3 separate regions of the Homo sapiens genome follow, and all the other regions are linked to region 2. The links are chromatin loops, found by intact Hi-C in ENCODE. Cell type or tissue: endothelial cell of umbilical vein. All regions are shown on one strand.

Evidence for each region. Hi-C counts contacts between places; a loop is a spot of excess contacts. Peaks named below come from ENCODE experiments on the same cell type or tissue, not always from the same donor. Only the 100,000 strongest peaks of a DNase experiment are listed, where the experiment ranks them.
Region 1: a loop joins it to region 2, with 8 times the contacts of the local background. A loop is called at or near these places in 2 of 110 quality-filtered maps.
Region 3: it touches region 2 in a loop (2.9-fold over the local background); 2 of 110 quality-filtered maps call a loop at or near these places.

What each region holds. Positions count from the first base shown.
Region 1 is chr16:65,020,739-65,028,738 of GRCh38, reverse strand. The region is part of intron 2 of CDH11 (cadherin 11); the gene reads left to right. Among named protein-coding and RNA genes, the nearest start is that of CDH11, 97 kb to the left of the region's middle. In endothelial cell of umbilical vein, no CTCF peak of the experiment used is centred here; a DNase peak (open chromatin) is centred at 3,768; H3K27ac peaks cover 2,029 bases.
Region 2 is chr16:64,960,716-64,968,715 of GRCh38, reverse strand. The region is part of intron 11 of CDH11 (cadherin 11); the gene reads left to right. Among named protein-coding and RNA genes, the nearest start is that of CDH11, 160 kb to the left of the region's middle. In endothelial cell of umbilical vein, no CTCF peak of the experiment used is centred here; DNase peaks (open chromatin) are centred at 4,415 and 5,745; H3K27ac peaks cover 2,321 bases.
Region 3 is chr16:64,474,700-64,482,699 of GRCh38, reverse strand. LOC105371310 (a long non-coding RNA gene) reads right to left here. Exons shown (of 4, transcript XR_001752234.1): 3 at 6,885-7,011; 4 at 3,488-3,625. Among named protein-coding and RNA genes, the nearest start is that of CDH11, 640 kb to the left of the region's middle. In endothelial cell of umbilical vein, no CTCF peak of the experiment used is centred here; DNase peaks (open chromatin) are centred at 4,009 and 6,569; H3K27ac peaks cover 1,169 bases.

The DNA of each region.
Region 1 (8,000 bases), 60 kb before region 2:
ATGGAGGGTTGGGCATCTGTGGAAGGGGGTTGTGCAAGCTCATGAAATATTGAAAAGAAAGGAATTATGTATCAGTAGCAGGTTCAGTTTATTCTGTGTAGTGTAAAGTAGGATTTAGCTGCGTCTTGTAAGCACTCAGCCGTAGGACAGGCTGGGATATCTCAGCTGCAGAGTAAGGGAAGAGAGGGAAGATGAGGCATAGACGTGTGTGTGTGTATCTCTTATGTGTGGGTGTTGGAGGGGAGAGGGCAAGTATAGATAGAACAACTCTAAGGGTGTAGATCTGTTAATGTCCCAAGGTCCTTGATCTGTGTCAGTCCAAAAAATATCCATCTGGGGATGATGCAGAGGTGCCACCAGGGATACATAGAGACAGGCAGTAGGCAGCAACATTTACTCTCTCCTCTGCCCCGACAGGACCCAAGCAGGAGGTAAAAATGCCAGAGGCAGGGGCAGACACCAGGAAGAAAAACCTGCTGTGCCTTAGGTGGAACTTCAAAGCCCCGAGCAATCAAACTGGGCATCTCAGCAGAGCAGCGGTCAGTCATGGTGAGGCCCAGACAGTGGGTTTCCCAGGAAACAAGGCATAAACGTGTGATATGGAAAGCATCGCCACAGAAGAGGGATGAGGCTCTTCTTTCCGTTTCTTCCTTTCAAAAATCTTCACATATTCTTCATGATGTAGGTCTTTTCTTCCTTCTTAGTGAAGTGCCCTTGCAATCCTGAATATATCCTGACCTCTTTTAATTTTTAATTATGTTATTCATTTTAGTGAGCTGACTTGCTGTGGAGCTGTTATTTTCTCTATGTGTATATTTGTTAAAACAACTATCCTTCAAATGCAAGTCCCTTCCCTGTGGGTGCTGTGTGAGCTAGATTAGATTGCTGAGGTTTAAAACCTAAAGGCATACAAAAATCTCTAGGCATGGAAGAGATGGAGGATGAAAACTTAGACCTTGGGGTTGCTGAGAGTCCAAGCCAATGTCATGGTTGTATTCAGAAGCAGGAGCAGCCTCTGAACCAGATCAAACTATATTTCTGTGGTTTCATGGGCAGCCATCCTGGAGATACAAGGGCAAGCCTTTCTGTCGTGGACATCTTATCAGGAAGGCACTAAGTCCTTGTTGCCCAAGTTCATGGTTTACAGTAACTCTGCTGTATTGTTACGTCTTCATCTGCTCCTTAGTTCATCAGGGCAGCTGTGGTTCAAAGGGACTTTCCTTTACAAAGTAATGCTGGAAAGCACTTACTTTCTGCCCAACCAATGGTGTATGAGTTGTACATTTAGCCTGCTGGTAAATCTCTTTGGAACAAGATGCAACTGGTCAATGGTATGTAAGATCCCTGAGCGCAAAGGCCAATCCCATCTCCAGCTGCATAGGCTTCTCCTACGGAGATGTTATTTGGGCCTGGGGAGACATCCAGCTGGGCTTTGTTACAATGGTGCTCTAAAAATGGAGCAAAGTTTTGTATCATTTGGTTTGTTTATGTGCTTTCATAAAAAACAAGGTTAGTGTCACTTTTTTAACATTTGCTGTCCAGAACAGAATTGTCCCTCCTTTATGGTGTGAGTACTAAAGTGGCTGGTGTTGTGAGCGGTAGCCAAGTAATGGCTGCTCTTTCTATCAGGGAATGACTCTGGGCCTGGACTTAATTGTCTTGGGTGAAATACTGATAGAAACATGGCACTTGCCTCTACAACCACGTAACTCCTTTTCCATGGGCACCAAAGCAATCCCTTTGACAATGATTAGCTTATAAGATCTTACAGAGCTATCTCCTGTTGAGCTGGGTCCATTTATTAGAAGATATTTATCGTCTGGCTGCCTTCCTACAGTTCCCTGCAGGGCTTGCATTTTATTATTCATTAGCACCTTCTTTGGAGACTTAGGCAAGGAAGGATGTAGAACAAAATTTTGTTCTAATGTGGAAAATGTTATGGGAGAGAGGTTTGAAAATCATGATTCATTCATTCAGGGACTATTTGGCAGAGGTGGGCAGACTGGAGAACATCTGGGGAAAAATGGGAGATGTTCCCCTAAGGAAGTATGAAAGGAACCCCTGGTGTTTGAGGTGGAAATTGGAAGACCCTTAGGGAGATGCCTACTCTAAAAATTCCAGGAACCTTGGAATTCCTTGAGGGCAAAAAACATGTTTTACTAAATTCTTATCACTTAACTATTGAAGAAATCCTTGTCTCCAAAAATATTTCTTGAGTGGTGGCTATGTGGAAGAAGAGCTAGCTGAATTCTGAGCATCTCCAGAAAGCAAAATTTGAAAGAATTATAGTAAAGTAGATCTTGGTTCAATGTCAAATGGTAGAAGGGCAATAGCTTCCAAATGGGTCATATATAGCTTCAAATTCCATTTTGGGCATTAGCTAGGCATATGAACTAAATACAGACCAAAGGGCTCCAAACCCTTATTTTCTTATCTGGGCAGTGGAGGCAATACCCACCTCATCAAGATGCTGCAGAAAATTTTTTTCTGAAAATGTATGCAAAGCATGTAGCACAGTGTCTGTCAGATAGTAGACACTCAATTAAAAAAGCTAATTAGTAGATGGTAACTCAGTAAAAGGCATGCCCACCCATGTGCTGGGCTGTTGCAAGCAGGGGTTTAATGGAACAAATGATTTGACATGCTGAACTCCTGGGACTCATCTGACCAGAAGAACCCATGCCATCCACCCTGGAGCTTTGTTCACCCCATGATTGCTCCATTTTCACCCCATATCATGGATAATTGAGAGGCCCAGGAGTTTCTGTGGACAGACTTCTGGCCTGTATCCCCATTCATTTCCTTTCAGGGATCAGCTATCCCTCCTCTCCCCACTACCTGCACCATCCCCTAGCCAAGGAGCTACAGCTGAGGTCAGCATACTCACAGGTCAACACTACAGAATCCCATTTGGGTTCTGGGATAAACAAGGATGCCTATGTACCTGAAATGAACCTGCTGCAGGATCTGGCAGATTTTATATCCATATTAGAGAAAAGGAGTGAAATCACATCTCCTTTCTGTAATAATAATGTAATTTAAATTTATCTGCAACCCACACTTCTAAAGGTTAAAAGCCAGAACTTTAAAAATCACCCAGCCAGGTGTGGTAGCTCATGCCTATCATCCCAGCACTTTGGGAGGCCAAGGTGGGTAGATCACAAGATCAGGAGTTCAAGACCAGTCTGGCCAATATGGTGAAACATCGTCTCTATTAAAAATACAAAAATTAGCTGGGTGTGGTGATGGGTGCCTTTAGTCCCAGCTACTCAGGAGGCTGAGGCAGGAGAATCGTTTGAACCCGGGAGGCGGAGCAGAGGTTGCAGTGAAGCCAAGATCGCGCCACTGCACTCCAGCCTGGGCAGCAGAGCGAGACTCTGTCTCATAAAGAGGGGGAAAAAAACCTACCCAAATAAATGTAAGTTGCCACTGCTGTTAGCATTTGATCATCCTTCTGCCCACCTGTGTAACCCAAATTATGCTTTTACAAAGGGTTTCCCCATTTGTTATCTCATTCGACCTTCAAATTAACTTAGGAATGAGGGAGGTCAGGCATCATTTGTTGTTTTTTTCATAAAAGGAAACAGAGACTCAGAGAGGGGAAGTGAGTTGTTAGTTGTCAGTGACCTCACAGCCTCCTGAGCAGGGCCCTCCTCCCTGTACCATGAGATTATGAGCACTGAAGCAGGAATTCACTAACCTGCTGCTGGACTGAGACAGGGAGTCTGTTGGTTATCAAGATATCAGACATGGTTTCATTTTTTCTTTTTTTGTAATGCAGCAGAGCTGCTTTTCAAAGAAAAATTGTGTGGAATTCAGCTATCTGTTCTATTTACTATGGAGTGTGGAGCCAGTTGGTTCAGCTCTTCCTGGCATTGTGTTCCCTGATCCCTTGGTTTTCTAGTATATTCCAAAGATCTTGTCTGGAGAGCCACTCATGTTACCCAGCTTTTCATTTCACAGACAGGAAAACTAGATTACTGGACATTACACAATGAGTTAGTGGCAGGTCTTTGAATGCCCAGCGCTATATTCTTTGCACACCGTCATTCATTGAACAGATGTTTTATGCTTCAGATGAGGGTTTTTAGTACCTGAGACCAACATTGACTAATAGAACTTTTTGTAATGATTGAAATGGCCCTGGAGAATTTGAAATGGGATTAGTACTTTGAAGAACTGCTTTTTAAATTTAATTTAAATTTTAAAAGCCACATGTGCCTAGTTGCTACCCTATTGGATAGTGTAGCTCTAAACCAGTGGTTATTTACTTTGGATGTACAATGGAATCACACAGAGAACTTCAAAAATACTGATTCCTGGGTTTAAATTGGTTTAGAGTAAGGCCTGGGTAATGGAATTTTTAAGGTTTCCCGGTTAATTCTAATGTGCAGCTGAGTTTGAGAGAAAATTAATCTAAATCTTGAGACTCCCTGAGGGCAGAAACCATGTCAACTTTATATTCTATTGACTCCTGTGACAAGGAATTCAGTGAGGAGTTAGCTGTTGTCCAGAATCTCAGGGAACTTAATATATCCTGAGGAAGCAGAAGACATAACCAGGGGTAAAGTACTGAGAAAGTGCCCTTATCAAATTTCACAAAAGTACAGTGTCATCCAAAGGAAAGGCAATATTCACTTCTACCTGAGAGAGGAAAGAGCAGCGTGGTCTTCTTGCTGTAATGATTCTGTCAGAGGCATTCCAACCAGAGTGACTCCACCTTGAATGGGATTGGGTAACCTGAGTCTGAAACCTGCTGGGCTGCATCCCCAGGAGTTCAGGCATCCTTAGTCCCAGGATGAAACAGGAGATTGGGTAGGACTCGTTTCACAAGATACAGTTCACAAAGACCCTGCTGATGAAGGGATATGGAATAAAGAAGCTGGCCAAAACCCATCAAAACCAAGACGGCAATGAAAGCGAACTCTGGTCATCCTCACTGCTCATTATTTGCTAATTGTAATGCATTCCAATGCTAAAAGACATTCCCACCAGTGCCATGACAGTTTACAAATGGCATAGCAATGTCCCAAAGCTACCATATATGGTCTAAAAAGGGGTGGAACCCTCAGTTTTAGGAACTCCCCACCCCTTTCCTAGAAAACCTTTGTCTAGCATAAAATGAAGAAATAACATACACATACTCAGTCAAGTAGCCCATGCCACTGCTCTGCCTATGGAGTAGCCACTCTTTTATTTCTTTACTTTCTTAATAAACTTGCTTTCACTTTACTCTGTGGACTTGCTCTTAAACTTCTTCCTACAAGAAGCCAAGAACCCAGGTGGCTTCCCGGGCTGAACCTCAATTTTGGGATTCACCCTGTGACATCTTTTCTGGCCACCAATGAAGAGGCAATGTAGACTCCCATCGGGACACCAAATCAAGACTCATGGGCACCATTTAGACCTGAATGGTGGGTGGGTGAGTCTCCCTTTGTCCAGATTCAACTCGCTACTTTTATTTCCCTTTGATTTGGGCACATCTGTCCTTTCCTATGTTCTTTATTTTGGACAGATGGGTAAGTGGCTTTGAGGCCTTTGGCTTGGTAGCCTGATGCAGTCTCCCATTTTCTGGGAGTCCTGGACAGGCAGAAGCACACCTGGCTGGCCAAGTCCTTTATAACCCCTGTTGTTGCCCCTTCTCTCAGGCCTTTTTTGCTTTAGTTTCCAATGACTGACCATTTTACTTTTTTCTCTCAATGCCCAAATGCATGCTTATCCTTATTTCTTTGTCACATTTGTAGTCTTTGCTTTGGCTCTTTGGGCCATTGTTTAAGGAAGGTCATTTGGCTGTATGAGGTCCTCTGTTGTGTTGACCCTGGGACACCAGAGTCATGTTGTTCTGTGGCCCCAATTGCGTTAGGTCTTGTGCCTTTGGGGTTCACTGTTGGCTGCCCCCCGATGCTCTGGGATTTTCAGCGTTTGCTGTGGGGACCCTCACTGGCCAGTACTTGGGTACTCTGTTTTTTTCAGCATTTGATATTGTTGGCTGATTCCTAGCACCACCTGGGATACTCAGAGGAGTTTGGAATTGGCATTCCCTCTAGGATTATGGGTTAGAGGTCCACCCAAGGTGAAACTTGGCCTTACCTTTTCTTGTTATGTCCTAAAGTTATCATTTTCTGTAACACCATTTTCTTTACTTATTGTAACTTTAACACTTTGCTACAGAAGGTGGGAATTTTCAGGGGAAGAAAACTGGGCTTTCGCTAGACTCAGAAAAACTTCTATTTAGTGGAGATCCTTGTTAAACGTGAGGACAATGGTGAATACTGAAGGACTCACTGCTATGGTGTATTTTAAGCAATTGGAGCAAATTCAGATTAGCAAAGTTTAGCCACATGGACAAGTCCCAGTTTTGTCAGAGAGATAATTTGGATCCACCTATCTTTTATAAAATAGTGAATTGTGTTACTATTTCATGGTTAGAGTTCCAAGTAAAAGCTATTGGACTAAGTTTTGGTTCCCTATCTTAAAACAAGTTTTTTTTTTTTAAATTGGTTTTCTTTCAGTAAGATTGCAAGAAATATTGGCTATCAATTCTAAAATATGTTTCCTTTTAAGGTTTCTCAGATTTATATCTGTCCCTTTTCCTTGGAAAAGATATATCCTTTGCAAGCTCAAAAATGTCTGCTCTATACTCCTTCTGGGAAAAGCATTATGGTGCTTGCCTCATACTGTAGCTTAGTGAGTAAAAGTTTGCTCTTACTTGATGGAGGCCTGCATTCAATTTTTGTCTTAGAGAATGAGTTTTTTCCTGTTTGACTCTTATGGGACTTTTGCCATTTACTTAAACTTTACCCCTCCATGGACAGCTTTTGATTTCCTGCCTTGAATTTTCTTTCTTTTTTTTTTTTTTTTTCTGAGTTACTTTAGGGGTGATTCTAGATCTTGTAAAAACTGCTTGCCATCTATTTGGAGACATCTCATGGGTCCATGGTTAAGCCATAACCTTAGTTAAGGCTTATTGGTTTTACTTGGGAAAATACTTTTGCAGAAAAACAAACTAACAAAAAAAAGTAGCTTAAAAGCCAGAGGTGTTGGCTATTTGTCCTGCCTAGAGTCTGGTATTAAGAGATCTAAAAGGATTTTTTTTTTTTTTAAAGAGCTCTATTGTTGAGAGTTAGCTTAATTAAACATGGATAACTAATATATATATATATATATATGTGTGTGTGTGTGTATTTAAATGGCTTTTATGTTTGTTTTTCTCTTCTTGAATCTTGTTTCTCTGAAATAAGAAAAGCTTTTTTCTTCTCAGATGACTGAATTGTTTTTCTCCCTTTTGTCTTCTTAACACTCTTGAGACTCATATGAGAGGATGTAAGGTAATTTCTAACATTCTAGAAGTCCTTGGGAAAAACAGAGGAAGTGCCAGAGACCCCATTCTGGGAAAAACCTCTATTTTCCTTATGGAATCCCAGGAATTGAAAACGGATAGATCCTCCCAAAATCTAAGCCTCTGTTCTGTTTTGCATTCAGTTACCTGGTGTTTTTTACTTTTGCAGGTATCAGAAATTACTTTGGATTATGAGAGAGCTTTGGTGTGTAATAACTATGTAGGGAATATACTTTCAGTGATGGCTAATGGCAGTTATGGGGAAGCACTCTGCTCTTTGCACTTTTGGATCAGAGAAGCATGCTCTTGGTCATCTAGAAGGTATAAAAATGTCCCCACCTCCCAATGAGGGGTAAGACTTCAATGGGGGATGGGCTGATTCCCTTTTTGGGGATCCAGGATTTGGTAAAAAAAAAAAATGGAATTCTTGATTTTTTGGTGTTTTGCCTTCCAACTGTGCCTGCTTATTAAGCCCTAGAAATTGCATGCTTTCCTGTCCATGTTCCTGAAAGGGTTCCATCTTGAAGCCAGTAGTCCAAGTAAGAAAAACCTAAAAACTGACAAATGAAAAATTTTACAGCTACTAGATCTTCTTCTGTCTATTTGTATTTGTTGTGTGTGTTATTTATAGAAAAGAGATCTAACTGACTTAAAGAAAAAT
Region 2 (8,000 bases):
ACTTCCATTATGCCATGTAAATAATCAGTATTGTGTTTGCCTAAACTCCGGCATAAGCATTCAGCGTTTTTAGAAATATAAGAGGAAAAGCCATCTTAATACACACAAGCTTTTTATTTCATTTTATCTTATTCCGTTCTGCAGCCCGAGCTTCAAAGCCGACTCAGCAGGCAGCAGGAAAATAGAACACTGGATGATTCTTCAACATTTAAGTCCATCTTGGGCTGTTAATATCAGGAATGGTGCTATTTGGGCAGATGAAGAGCATGTCTGCCCAGGTTTTGAGATGCATTTACTTTGAAAATACCAGGCATGTGGCATCTCTTAAATCACAAGAAATATGTAATGGATGAGAAAAGTGCAAAGAAAAAAAAAAGACTGAGATAATATCTCTCCTCTATGTAGCTCTTAACTGGTTTATAAAACCTTCTCATGTCATTGTTTCACCTAATTCTTCAAACAGTCGCATAGGGCAGGCAGGTGGTATATTTTTATCCAATTTTCAGATAAAGAAAGAATATGAGACATCAGAAGGGTCAGTGATTTGCCCAAGGTCACACAGCAATAAGTGCAAAAACTAAATTTAAATATTTGGAGGGCCCTGTTGGTTGTACATGGCACACTGTAAAATGAATATAAAGCTCGTGTCTCTTCTAGTTAATTCATTTCAAAAGTCTTTGTTTATCCTATTGTCAATAATAACAATCCTCAGAAGAGGCAAATTCTGAAATTTAATTTATGGATTAATCTAGGGTTCCAGGGAATGTGTGAACAGAACAGGACAAGGTTCTTCAATTTTCACTTTAATCACAGCCATAATAATTGTAGTAAAATATATTTGCAAAGAAGTTTATAATTTGCTTCTATTACAAAATTAATGCCTATTTCTTGAAGGAAAATTGGAAAATACAAACCAACAAAAATGGTATTAAAACATTAAAATAACTTGATAATAGGCTACCCAGAAATAGTCACTGCTATTTGTGTATCCTTTCTTTGCATACATTTCTTTTCTTAAAAAAAAAAGAAAAGCAACTGTGAAATATATGTCCACTAATTTTCCCACTTAATAGTATGTAATACAAATCAATATATGTATGTCAATATTTTCAAGTTGTCTTTCTACCTTCAACTATGAGGATATATAATATCAGTTGACTGTAAGTACGTACATTGTTTTCCACACCTTCGCCAAATATCTAATTATTCTTTTAGGATAAATTCCTATAGTGTTTTGGAAGGCTGAGGCAGATGGATTGCCTGAGCTCAGGAGTTCAAGACCAGCCTGGGCAATACGGTGAAACCCCTTCTCTACTAAAACACAAAAAAATTAGCTGGGCTTGGCCGGTGTGCACCTGCAGCCCCAGCTACTCGGGAGGCTGAGGCAAGAGAATTGCTTGAACCCGGGAGGTGGAGGTTGCAGTGAGCTGAGATCACGCCACTGCACTCCAGCCTGGGCAACAGTCTGGAGTGCAACAAACAAACAAACAAACAAAACTCCTAGAGTGGAATTACTGGATCAAAAGCTATTGCTACTTAATTAATAAACTGATCATCAGAAATGTTATACCATTTTTAATACCATTGGTAAAACAGGTGAGGTTTTATTTTCTCACATCCAGGTCAATTCTAGTTAGTATTACTCTTTTTAATCATTGGCAATTTGGTAAGTTAAATGTAACATTTTAAGTTCCAGTTACTTTCATCATTTAAAGCCAGGTGTTTTTAATAATTATTAATCAGTTCTTCTTTTGTTCTTATAAGTTGGCTATTTATGTCCTTTGCCCACCTCTTAAATTATATATTTGTCAGTTTGCAATTGATTTGTAAAGTCTGTTCATCTATTAATGCTATTCACCTTTGACCTACCATACCTACTGCATAGATTTTCCTAATGTTTTAATGTTCTTTTAATTCTGACTCTGCTGTAGTCTTAAGTAGAGATGTTACACTTTTTGTATCAGTTTTTGTCTATTTACTATTATCCTTAGCAAGATGTTCCTCACCCAAAATTGATATCAACATTAACTTATCTTTTCTTCTTTCTTATATATCTTTTTCCCCCACCTGTTGGGCATTTTAAAAATATTATTTATGAAATATTTAGTCATGTCTCACTGCTTTGTAAGGGTATCTTTATTGTCTTCTACATTTTTTATGATTAGATTTTTTTAACTTTCTATTCTTCCCATTCTGTCTATTTACTGGTATCATATTTTTCTTTAATAATTTTATACATATATATGTTGAAACCTGACAGATGCTTTCTCCGCATTATTTTTATTTTATTACTATTTTACAAATCTTGCTTTTTTTATTCTTTCTGATATAATTTAGAATTATTTTTCAGGTGCCCTACAAGTACTTTTGTGAATCTTATTGAGCTTATCTTAAATTTATGGATCAATTTAAGAAGAACTAAAATTTTAAAAATACTTTTCCTGTCCAAAACCATGGTCTGACTTTCCATTGAATCAATTCTCCTTTTATTACCCTCAGGAAGTCATTGTAGTTTTCTTCATTTTTGTATCATGCATTTCTTATTAAGTTTATGGTTAGCTACTTTACATTTTGGAAGATATTATAAAGTAATTTTTAAATAATATTTTCTATCATTTTTCTGGCTTTTGAGGTTTCAACTCAGTATTTTATGTGATTCTATTTTCTGTCCTTTTTAAGCATACCACTGCCACTGTACTTCTTTTTTTTTCTTTTTACTTTTTAATGGGTTGACCTAGAGTTTGAGCTATACATTTACAATTAATCCAAGTCTGCTATCAAATAACACTATACCACTTCACAGGTAGTACAAGTACCTTATAATAAGAAATTAATCCTAATTTCTCCCTCTTGTTCCTTATATCATTGCTGTCACTTATTTCACTTATAAATAAGCTTGTGTGTGTGTGTGTGTGTGTGTGTGTGTGTGTGTGTGTGTGTGTGTTTCATGCACCGCATAACAATGTCTTGGACAGCAGCAGACCACATATAAAAAGATGATCCAGTAAGATTATAATGGACCTGAAAAATGCCTATCACCTAGGATTTACCATAACTACACTTTTAAACATTATTTTAGAGTGTACTCATTCTATTTATCAAAAATAAAGTTCACTTTAAAACAGCTTCAGGTAGGTCCTTTGGGAGGTATTCCAGAAGAAGGCATTGTTACCATAGAAGACAACAGCTCCATGTGTGTTACTACCCCTGAAAAACCCTACAGTGAGACAAGATGTGGAGGTGGAAGACTGTGATACTGATAATCCTGATCCTGTGTAGGCACAGGCTAATGTGTGGGTTTACATCTTAGTTTTTAGCAAAAAGGTTTTTTTTCGAGATGGAGTCTTGCTCTGTTGCCCAGGCTGGAGTGCAGTGGTGCAATCTCGGCTCACTGTAGCCTCCACCTCGCGTATTTTAGCAATTCTCCTGCCTCAGACTCCCAGGTAGCTGGGATTACAGGCGCCCGCCAGCACACCCGGCTAATTTTTTTTTTTTTTTTTTTTTTTTTTTGGTATTTTTAGTAGAGATGGGGTTTCACCATGTTGGCCAGGCTGGTCTGGAACTCCTGACCTCAGGTAATCCACCTGCCTCAGCCTCCCAAAGTGCTAGGATTTCAGACGTGAGCCACCATGCCTGGCCAACAAAAATATTTAAAAGGTTAAAAAATAATAATAATAAAAATTAAGGTTGATTTATGCCTAACGTAAATGATGAGTTAATGGGTGCAGCACACCAACATGACACATGTATACATATGTAACAAACCTGCACGTTGTGCACATGTACCCTAGAACTTAAAGTATAATAAAAAAATAAATTTTTATAAGTTTAGTGTAGCCTAAATGTACAGTGTTTATAAAGTCTACAGGGCTGGGCGCAGTGGCTCAAGCCTGTAATCCCAGCACTCTGGGAGGCCGAGGCGGGTGGATCACGAGGTCAGGAAATCGAGACCATCCTGGCTAACATGATGAAACCCCGTCTCTACTAAAAATACAAAAAATTATCCGGGTGTGGTGGCGGGTGCCTGTAGTCCCAGCTACTCGGGAGGCTGAGGCAGGAGAATGACGTGAACCCGGGAGGCGGAGCTTGCAGTGAGCCGAGATGGGGCCACTGCACTCCAGCCTGGGTGACAGAGCAAGACTCCGTCTCAAAATAATAAATAAATAAATAAATAAATAAATAAGTCTACAGTAGTGTAAGGTAACGTCCTAGGCCTTCACATTCACTCACTCAGTGACTCACCCACTTCCTGTCCTGAACACTCCATTCATGCTAAGTACCCTATACAGGCATAACATTTTTTATCTTTTATGCCATATTTTTACTGTACTTTTTCTATGTTTCAACACACAAATATTTGCTCCTGTGTTATAATTGCCTACAGTATTCAACAGAGTAACATACTGTATAGGATTGTAGCCTAGGAGCAATAGGCTGTGCCATATAGGGTAGATGTAATAAGCTAAACCATCTGTGTTTGTTTAAATACACTACGTTTACAGGAGGAAATCTCCTAACAATGCATTTCTCAGGATGCTTCCCTGTCACTAAGCAACTCATGACGGTATATATGAATAACCATACCTAATCAAATACATTGTTGCAATTATTACTGTGAACAAATTATTGTGTTAGGTCAATTAAAATATAAGAAAAATAAAAGTGTCTGTTTCTTCATCACTTATTCCTTCTTCCACGCTCTTCTTTTCTCTCTGTATATCCAGATTTCTGACCCATGTTCTTCCCTCTAAAGAACTTATTCTAACATTTCTTACAAGGCAGGCCTACTGGCAACAATTTTTTTTTCCATTTTTGCTAGTCTGAAAAACTATTTCTCCTTCACTTTTAAAGGATAATTCTGGTAGTTAGAGAATTCTAGGTTGGTATGTTTTTTTCTCTCAATACTTTAATTATTTCACTTTATTCTCTTTTTGCTGGCATGATTTCTGAGAAGGTGGATGTAATTCTTATCTTTATTCCTCTACGGGTAAGGTGGGTTTTTTTCTCCTGACCTCTTTCAGCATTTTTAAAAAATCTTTGATTTTTCTGTAGTTTGAATATGATATGACTAGGTGTAGGGACTTCCTTTTTGGCATTGATACAGCTTGATGTTCTCTGAGCTTTCTGCATCTGTGGTTTGGTATCTGACATTAATTTGGAGAAATTCTGTCATAACTGTTTCAAATAGTTCTTCTGTTTCTTTCTCTCTTCTGTTTCTGGTATTATCATCACATATATATTACACCTTTTATAGTTTCACAGTTCTTGGATATTCTGGGGTATTATTTTTTCAGTCTTTTGTCTCTTTGCTTTATAGTTTTAGAGGTTTTTGCTGATCTATTCTCAAGCTCAGAGATTCTTTCCTCAGCTGTGTCCAGTCTACTAAGGAGCCCTTTGAAGGCATTCTCTATTTCTGTTGATGTTTTTTATCTCTAGTGTTTCTTTTGGTTCTTTCTTAGAATTTCCATCTCTCTGCTTACATTGCCCATCTGTTCTTGAATGTTGTCCACTTTATCCATTAAAGACCTTAGCATATTAATCACAGTTGTTCTAAATTTCCAGCTGGATAATTCCAACATCTCTGTCATATGCGTGCCTGGTTTTGATATTTTCTCTGTCTCTTCAAATTGTAGGATTTTTTGTTCTGCCTTTAGTATGCCTTGTAATTTTTTTCTTCATAACGGAAATGGTGTTGTGGGTAACAGGAACTGCTATAAATAAGCCTTTAACAATGTGGATAGTAAGTTAAAGAAGGGCTAGCATTCCATAGTCCTATGACTGGGCCTCAGTTTTTAGTAAGCTTGTGCCTCTGAACTGTAAACTTCACAAGTGCTCCTTAGTTGTTTTTTTCTCCCTCCTTTGCTGGGACAGGATACCTGGGATGGCCTAGAGTTGGAAGTTTCTTTTCCCCAGGTCAGTTAGTCTCTGATAAAATCCCAGAAGATTAGGCTTCCTTTAAAAGTTTTTTCTAAGATCAGGCCTTGTTAAGAACAGAATGCTCTGGCGTATTTCAAAATGGTTCCTTTTTCCCTCCTCCTACTGATAGCATGAGGGAATTTTTCTCTAATATTCACTGTGAGAACCAGGTAGAGTTCCTGGAGGTAAAAATCACACAAGTGTGTATGTGCATGTGTGTGGTAGGGGGTCACGGGAGAGGTCCTGTGACTGGGTTCCCCTAGAGATTTTAACTTCTCCACACTGGGCCTCCATCAATTTGTCAATTACAGTTCAGGTTTTTCTACCCCAGCACTGGTTCCTGAGGAAGTTTTTGCTTGTTGGTTCCTAATCTAGTAAGTTCGATTCTCTGTATCTACTTGTCTGTCTCCAATCTGGGGACGGCTCTTTGCCCTGTAAACTCAATTCTCTTATGAATCTAGGAAAAGTTGTTAATATTCTAGTTTGTTTGTTTTTTTATTTGGATGGAGAGGTGACTTCCAAGCTTCTTATGTATCAGACTGGACTGAATCTGTTCTAATTTTATTTTCTTAGTCACTATTTTTAGTATAAGTTATAACTGTTTTAATTTATTTACTATTGGGCATTGCAAAGTGATATAACTTACCTGATTTTCCTGGGTTTTCTAGAGCAATAACTACATAAAAATTAATGGCAATTTGTTTCACCTTTTAAAATACTTGTTTTTCATCTAATTGCATAGATTTACACTTTTCAAATATGTGCTATATCATAACAACAGTAATGGCCATTCTTGGTTTACTTATTACTTTAATAGGGAAATTAGTTCTTGAGTTTCATCATTAAACATCATACTGGGTATTAGATTAAAATTAAGATTTGTGTTTTGGGGGGTGTGTGTGTGAGAGAGACAGAACTTCCTTTACATTGTTGTGTTACTAAAAAATAAATGTTTAATTTTATTACAATTTTTTGATTCTAACAAGAAGATAATATAGTTTTGTCTGCTGGCCTAGTGACCTGGTAATTATAAATACAATATTCTAATATTAACTTCATAATTTTAATTTTCAACCCTCTTATTCCAAACAACAATCATTTGATAAGGTACAGAGGAAAAGGCAAGGCCTAGAGATTAAAGGCTTGGCTTTGCTCTTCATCTCTAAAGGGAGAACAATTTTAATATTAATATCTGAATATTTGATATATAATCCTAATAATAATTTATAAAACAGTTGTAAATTATTACACTATATGAATTGAGCTGCCAATTTGAGAGATAAAGGCACTGACATACTAAAAACTGGTATCAAAATTGGAATGCATCCCGGGATCTCAGAACCCCAGGGCTACAAGCTTTACAATGGGCCATCTCAATTAGAATTGAAGGTTTATCAGATCATGGGGTTACATGGCTATCAGAAGGTTTTTCTGTCACTTGAGCAGCCAAGGAAAATTTTAGGAGTTTTCAATGAGTTTCTATTATAACGACAACAAAAATACTCGAGATTTTCAAGTAAATCAATTTTAAGAGTAGCCTTTTGTAAACCATGAAGCCTCTTCCCTGTTTGATTTGGCCTTCTCCGTCCTTGATGCTTCTTCTCTAGTTAGTGTCAGTGTGGCTTTCATCAAATTCTAGATATTTCTTAGATTCCCTATGATAGCCTCTTCTTTCCATCCTTCTGTAATCATGAAAAGATGAAAAAATGAGTGCCAGGAAGCGTCCTAAAAGAAGGCTTTCACAGTGAATATAAATCTGATGTCAGGGAATCCCCAAAAGCACATCCAGCAAAATTAGTTATATTGTGAAAGCACAACTAATTTTGATAGTTATCATGAATAGAGTTACCCACAGAGAAGCTGTAACTACATGGTGACCTACAAACAGGTCTGTCTGACTCCATCCTTGCCCCCACTTCACTCAGCCCTCAATAAACAAACTGGACAATGCCTCTCTCTCTCTCTTTTTTAAATTCTTTCCTGCCTCTCCATTTCCTATGTATTTAACTGAAACTCCATAGCTTAGTGAGCAAGACATTCCATGCTTTACTCCTTGTACACTTTACCTCTACCATGTCCTTTCT
Region 3 (8,000 bases), 490 kb after region 2:
TCTATAAGTATAGGCACTGAAACATACTCTAGTGAAGCTTTCAGCAAACCCTTATTTACAGAGTTCCATTAGTAGGTGTTAATTAAACATGTATTTCATGTTTGACTAAGTTTTGGGAAAAGATCAGTTAAAACTATCAACAGAAATTAGAGACTCTTAGAGCTTTCAGAATATTAGCATGTACAGTGAATCTTCAAGACTATCCCCAGATATTTATTTTTGCTTCTTTGTTTTTTAACCTTATTGCAGGTAGGGAATGGAGGTTTGGAAATTGTACAGAACTAGTGTTCTATGGAATAAGCTTTAGGAAGCAATGAAGTGAAGAAAATAACTGAAGATTTGTATCATAGACACCTGGGTGGAATCTCACTCCTACCACTTAACTATGTCACTTAAATTAACCTTGTGTGACTGGGAGTGGTGAAGATAATTCCTATTTTGAAGATTATCCACCTTGGTTTGAAAGTGAGGAACAATATATGTAAAGCTATCAGCTTGGGATAAAGACTCAATAAATTGATGATGATGATAGGATTGATTCCAGGCACCCTAGCAAAGCATCACCTTCCTCCTGTGGAACCACAAAACCGAGGAATCTGTGCATCTTCTCCTGTTCACTATTTGAAATCCATTTGTTGTAAAACATCAAAGAGTGATTCCCATATGTGGAACATTGTGGAAGAAATCTGTTGTTGATTGCTTCCTCCTTGAAACAGAATTACGAGAAAACAGGATGGAAAGCTAAGGGGAGCTTGATGCCCCAGAAGAAGGAATCTGAAATAAGATTGAGGGGGTGGGCAGGATACACTTCCTGAGGTTAATGCTATTAGAAGTTAACTAATTTTTTCTGGAGGATGGATATCATTTGCAGTAAAGCATCTACCAACTGTTATAAAATATCAGGATATCTCGACCTGTCATTGAAACAAACCAATAAGAACAGGCCATTTCCTGCAGGGGGCATGATTAAAACCAGAGCCATTTTCACAGATAATCCATTTATAAATCATGGTAATAAAATGGCCATCATGACAGCAGCTCAGTGACATTTTTTTCACAAGCTCAGCCGTATCCAGGCAACCAACACATCTTAACTCAAATAAAAAGAAAGGCAGCCTGGGGTTCCAGGAGTCAAGGAGAAGATCCCACTGCCTGGTTCTCTTTTCCCATGAGGGAAGGTGATGGGCTAATGGCTATAGGAAATTTATATGACCCTAATTACTGCAGTTTGCTTTATGTGCATGTCTGAATCAACAGACATCAGGAATTTAGATGTTTCTCAACTCTTTTCTCATTCTAGGAACTGATAAGTGGGGAATTCTGAGGTCCATCTTTGATCCATATCTTATTTTGAGAGGTTCAACTGATCGGCAGGAACTGGAGAGAAGAATAATACATGGCAGAAATCCAGATACTCTCTATTCAGCTCTTTACGTGTGTAATTGAAAATCAACATTGTTTCTCATATTATTGAAAAAAAGTTTTAATATGCACCATTATAGCAACTATCATGAGTCATAATCTTAGAAAAGTGTGTCTCTTGTAGCCCAAATGAGAGACAAGAGTTCTCTTTGCACTCCTTTGGGACTTTTCCATGCAATTTATACATGCAAACTTTTGATGACTGAAACTACCTTGACTCAAAAGGGACTTAAATACTTAAAAATACATTTTACCAAAGACTATTCCCCTTTTTATGTAAAGCACTATAGCAAAGATAAATTTGTATAACTAACATTAATTAATTAATTAAATGACCTACTTTCATAGTAAAACCAAATATTATGGAATAAATTGCTAAACAGGAATTTGAAAATATTTATGTCTATGTATGTGTACATATGCATGTATGTTAAATTATATTCACCTAAACCATCTATCACTGGGACTAATAATCCTTACCCAGCAACATGAGATGATGGCAAAAGTACAAAGGGCAGACTACTATGTTCATGGAAACTTTTTGCTGGGATGTTAATGTTAGGAAAGCAGGAGCCTAGGAAAGCCAGAGTGCCACCATTTTAAAATCAACTCCATCTTAAAACTGGCAAGGCACAGTCTTTGCTAGTCATGACCCATAGTCCTAAGATGTTTTTACCTAAGGAGTCAGCTTGGTAATGCCTGTAAGGACAAACTCCTATAAAAACAGAAAGCCTAGATCTCTCAATAACCATAACAATATGTGCTTTCAAGATAATTACAGTTATACTTTAATATACTTACACACTAACACGTCACAGATAGTTTTATTTAAATCAATAGAATAATACATTTTGTCATGCTGTCAGCCCACCCACATGTAGGCACAGCTTAGTTTATTCTTTACATAGGTAAGACTCCTGTGTAAGAAAAACTTCAAGCAAAGATAGTGAATTCCTCCACTTGCTTTCTGAGGACACTCTACTCAGTAATGGAATAGCTTTCAAGAAACTGTCTCTTCTTACTGTGAAGCATTCCTCTTCTTGTGTTCTGAGTATGCCCTGCTCTGTAATAGGGTAGCTTTCTACGAACCTTCTCTTCTCTCTTTGACTCACCTTGAATTCCTGTCTGCAAGAACACACTCCTGAGGTCTGCATCAAGACCCCTTTTCTGATTACATTAATATTAGCATTATTGTTATGGCAGATGCTGTCAGGGCTCTGCCTATGTTCCTATGATTCCTTTTACACTGTTTTCATGGTCAGTTCCATGTATACCTTTACTCTCAACAGCTAGCACGTGTGCTTCTTAGCAGGCAGTCTTCCCTCAGGCTATCAGTAGCTAACTTGCCTTAATACATGGAGACCTTCAAATTTCTGGGGCAGCCCTCAAACAATGAGTGATGGATATAGCCAGTTATCTTGCCATCTGTTTGGAATAATTCCAATATTTTCAGGGAGCTAGTTTACCTGCAAACCTGTGTAGAATCCATGCTGTCTCCAGAGATCACGTGTGGGGCTGAGCCAACATTTACCTCCCTGGCACATTGTTTGATATCACACTCTTGTGGGGCCTTCTTTTCTTCCCACATTCCCTATCTCTTATCATTTTAAAAAAATCGATTATTGATTTATTTGTATTCACATGGATCCTTTTCCTGATACCCACTTCTAAGGAACCAAACTTAATATACCTGGAAAAAGGTGAATGTGTTTAGGACCTGAATGGGGATTGAACTTAAGAGAGGTTGGGATAAAGGACTGGTCATGCATCGGACTTAGGAATCATTAAATAGCTACAAATGTAGTCCAGGTGAAAGTATCCCGCAAGAGATATCTAGATGGACAAAGATCATAAAATAGATAGAAATAACCATCCTGATTAAAGTGTAAGTAAATAATTCAAAATTCACAGTGGTCAAAATATTTAGAATTGATTGAGGCTAAGTTTGTGTTAGGTTCTGTATTATGCTATGGTAAGAGCTTTTATACATTCTCCCTCTCATTCAGCATATACAGCATTGAGGTAGGAACAATTATTTTTTTTCCATTTTACAGATGTGGAAACAATGGCTTAACAATGTTTAGCAACTTACCAACGTTCACATAGTTGTGGACTTGAGATTTGTGCCTATATCAGTCAGGCTCCAAACATTATATGCTTAACTACTGTACTGTAAGATCTGCTTACCAGCCGAAAGTAGTTCCTGAAGAAGAATCAAAACAGATAACTTTAGAGACATGGCTGATACGATCAAGTTGATTTGATAACAGCTTGCAGCAAACTCTGCATTTTAATACACATCTCTGTGTCTCTTGCATGTGTCTTTGAGTGCATGGAGACAGAGTAAGCAGGGTTAATATCCGTTGTTGTAGAAGTCTGTTGTGCTTTGCTCTCAGTAAGTGTTCCCCCCACCCACCCCTACTTTCCTACCTTCTAAGCCTCTGCAATGCTAAGTGCCATATTCAAGGTCACAGAGCTAATAAAAGCAAGTTTGTTTTCTGACTCTTAGCCTGAGTAGATTTCTTTCCAACAATATCAGGCTAATTTATTGTCTCATACCCAAATTCTGGGCAAAGTCAGAACTGGTTTAGAATTAGACGGCTATCCAAACATAAGTTTCCGGTGGAGTTGCCAAAACCAACCCTCTATAAACCTCAACTTTCTAAAGGAATGTTGAGAGTCAGCTTTCCTCATCATCTGCCTACCAGCCCTCTGCCCTTTGGACTCAGCTTTATTTAGAAATGCTGATTTAGAGTGCTTTGAGTAAATATTAGCTGAAAAATTATTAATAAGTACTTCTCAGGCTCAAGTGTAATAGGCCCCATAGAAGACTCAAAATTGTTTACTCAACAAATTTAAATGTGTCATAAATGAAGTAATTGCTTTCCCTGGATGCTCTGCCAGGTTGGTGGCTTCATCCGTACACTGAAGATTGAGAATATGAAGGAAAGAGGCTATAGAGCTGCGTGTGTGCTTTGTTATCTCTCAGTGCATCCACAGACAGGGAGGTATTAGCGTCAATAATTTATAGAAGGAAGTAAGGTCAGGAATATACTTTTTGAGCTCTGTTCACAGCCAGAGGATGAAAAGTAACTTGTGCACAATTGGTCATCCTAGGCAACAGCATTTCTCCATTTGTGAGATATTATTGTGACAACTCCCATTACCCCTCTGCCATTTTAATTTCCTGACATGCAAGATCATTTAAACTCCATTTCCATATGAATTTGCCCAAATGTTAACCCTTGATTACAGCTGATTTTCTTCCACTAGTGGGTTGACCATTTGCCTGTTTGCTTTCAGGTCTGCTTTTTTTTTTTTTTTTTTTCAGACTGGTGAATCTTAAGTTTTACTGTGCCCACAAGTTCTGATTCAGTAAGTCTGAGAGGGGGTCTGAGATTGCATGCATAACAGTGCTCCCAGGTGTCACCGATGCTACTGGTCTGTGCACCATGCTTAACCACGCTGAGCAGCCAGAATCCGAACCAGTTCTCAAAGCGTGGCCCCACAACCAGAAACATTGGTATTACCTGGTGGGATCATCTGCATTTCAGATGATCATTCCAGTTCATTCCAGACCCACTGCCTCAGATGATCTGTGTTTGGTGTGTGTGTGTGTGTGTGTGTGTGTGTGTGAGAGAGAGAGTTGTGTTTGAGAGAGAGTCTTGCTATGTTTCCCAGGCTGATCTTGAACTCCTGGGCTCAAGCGATTCTCCCTTCTCAGCCTCCAAAGTAGCTGGGATTACAGGCACTTGTCAGCATGCCCAGCTTATAGATCTGCTCTTTTCTTTCCCATTGCTCTGCTCTGATCCTTGCAATGTGTACTAATTTTTTTCCTTATTGATAAAACTGATTTCAGCTATTTTTCTTTTTATCAGAGTAGGAATGTGTAGTTATTCTTAACATTGGTGCCTCCCTTAAATGAGCATAGCAGAATGTCTATTCTCATAAAATGCATTATAATCTTATTTTGAGGATATTTAACCTTCATTTCTATAGACCTTTACAATGAGCTTCTATCCTTCATGTGCAAAAGTGTGACTTCTTGAGGGGTTGCCAACACGTATCAGCAAGACCTCACTTATCCAAGAAGAATCCTCAAGGATGAAGAGTTGAACCCTGAGCAGCCAAGAGAGATGTCCAAGGGCTACTCTAAGAGCCCAGGGACTCACCCATGAAGGCCCCCTTAGGCCTGAACTCAGATTCTGCTCTTCCTTTCTGTGAATGTAGATACCTGATTTCACAGCAGATAAAGAAAGAACAAATGGGAATACCAGCATCCACTGACACACAGTAATAATACTGATGGTTGATGGTGAGGAAAGTAACCGGAAGCAAAACCGAAATTGAAATATAATTATCCTAGGGTAAAATAAATTAGGGCTCTTGGTATAAGATAAAACAAAGCTGCTCATAAAAATTAACTGTAATTCAGTATCAAAATACGGACAAAGAGAAGGTCAGTAGCATATATGTTTATGTCTCTGTATGCCAGGAATCATCTTAGGCGTTAAATATACATTATTGCAAGATGGAAATACTGATAAAACTGTTAGTTAGATAGTATGCTCACGATTTTACGGTTAAGGAAAAACAGGCCCTTAACCCAAATTCCTTCACTGCTGTCACATGTCTGTGACAAGAGTAAGTGCAGAGGTGTGAAAACTTAGCCAGCCTCACTCAAAATCCCTTGGCCTAGCCATGGTCCAAGCTGTGAAGTTGTTGTTTATAGTCATGAACCTCAATTTTTTTTTAAGAAACAGTTTTTTCTAAATATGCCCATTATAAGAAAGTGATTAAGCATCTAATATATTGTAGAAAAAAATCCACTTACCATGAAGAAAAAAAAAATGCTTTGGCAAATGACTATTAAAAGCTTTATAAATCCAGGAAAGAAAAAAAAAAAAGAAAAAAGCTGATGTGAAACAGCTCAGATGCAGGCAGATCTACTGAACCTGACTGCACTTCATGAGGTTACACAATATCTATTTGTTCTTGGTGACCATTTATAAACCAAGTGGATAAACCCTGGCTTTTCTCTCCCTCTCTCTCCAGAAATATCCACATTGTCTAGGACGGCCAGACTCAGAGCAGCTTCAGACATATAAATACCAATCGCTTCCTCTGCTGGTGAATGGAATTTAATCAGACTAGCAAGCTAAACCAAAGTCACACAAAGGGTAACATTTGACGCGCTTAACAAGAAACCTTTATGCAACTGTTCCCATCAGTCAGACCTAGAATAATACGGTGCTATTTTTACTTCATCTTGGCTTTCCGCAGAAAACTTTAAAAGGCTTATGATGAGTGCCGACTGTCAATAGATGGTCTCCCACCCCGTGTCAGGACTCATTGCTGTGTCCACTAGACCTAAGAAAACATCGATACTGCTGTTCAAAACAACTCTATATTTATTTCCTTTTCTGATGAAGTAACAGCTGAGAGCACTACAGCTTACTGACCTGCTTTTCTTCTTCTCTTTATCCTCTGCTATCAAGTGAGAGCCTCCAGCCTCATCAGAAAGTGCGATGTTTATTTATTAATTCAATATTTGTTGCTCATTTATTCCACATCCATTGTAGTGTTTGGCTGTGGGGATAATAGGAACGAGATACAGACACACCTTTAAGAAGCTTGCAAAAGAGAGGGAGAGAGTAAATTTACACAAAATTCTAACAATTATCTGACTCCTCCTGATTCCTCAGTGACCAATCATTGAGCCTCTTAATGTCCTTAGAGTATCACTTTAATCTACTTATTTATTCTTATACCTTCTGGTCTGGGATGTGATCAATCCACACCTGGCCTGTGGCCATCATTCTTAACATTTTTTTTTTTTTGGTTTCTTGGTTTTATTAAAATTTTAATTGAATTATAAAATACACAATGAAAGGGCAAAAATTACAATTGTGCAACTCAACGAATCTTCATAATGTAAATTCCCATGTATACCACTTCTCCCTGGATCAAGAAATGGAACATCACCAGTATCCCGAAGCCACCTCCCCAAGGTATTCCCATTCTCCTCCTCAAAGACAACCAGTTTCTGAATTCAAACACTAAAGGCCTACATTGAAAATTTATATAAATGAAATCACGCAGTATGTATTCTTGTACATTTGGCTCGTTTGTTTAATGTCTTGTTTGTCCTAGTCCTCAATGTTGTGTGTAGCAGTAATTTGTTTATTCTTATTGCTACAAAGTATTCCATTATATGAATATGACATAATTCATTATTTAATCCACTTTGGATGAACATTTGGTTTGGTTTTAGGTTGGAGATACTACAAACAGTGTTGCTATCAATTTCAAATGTTTCAAATATCAAATGTTGCACATCTGTTTTGGTGCAAATATTCATGCATTTATGTTGGGTAATGTACCTAGGAATGGGATTAATGAGTCACCTGGTTGCCTGCATGTTCAGCTTTAATAGTACAGACAGTCAGTGTCGAGTCTTTATATGCATATTAGCAGCTCAGGAGAGATTTTAACAGGCATCCATGCTCCACAGATGATCTTTTTTACTCATTTTACAAAATGCAAATAAGATCATGCGATGCCCCTGTTTAATACCT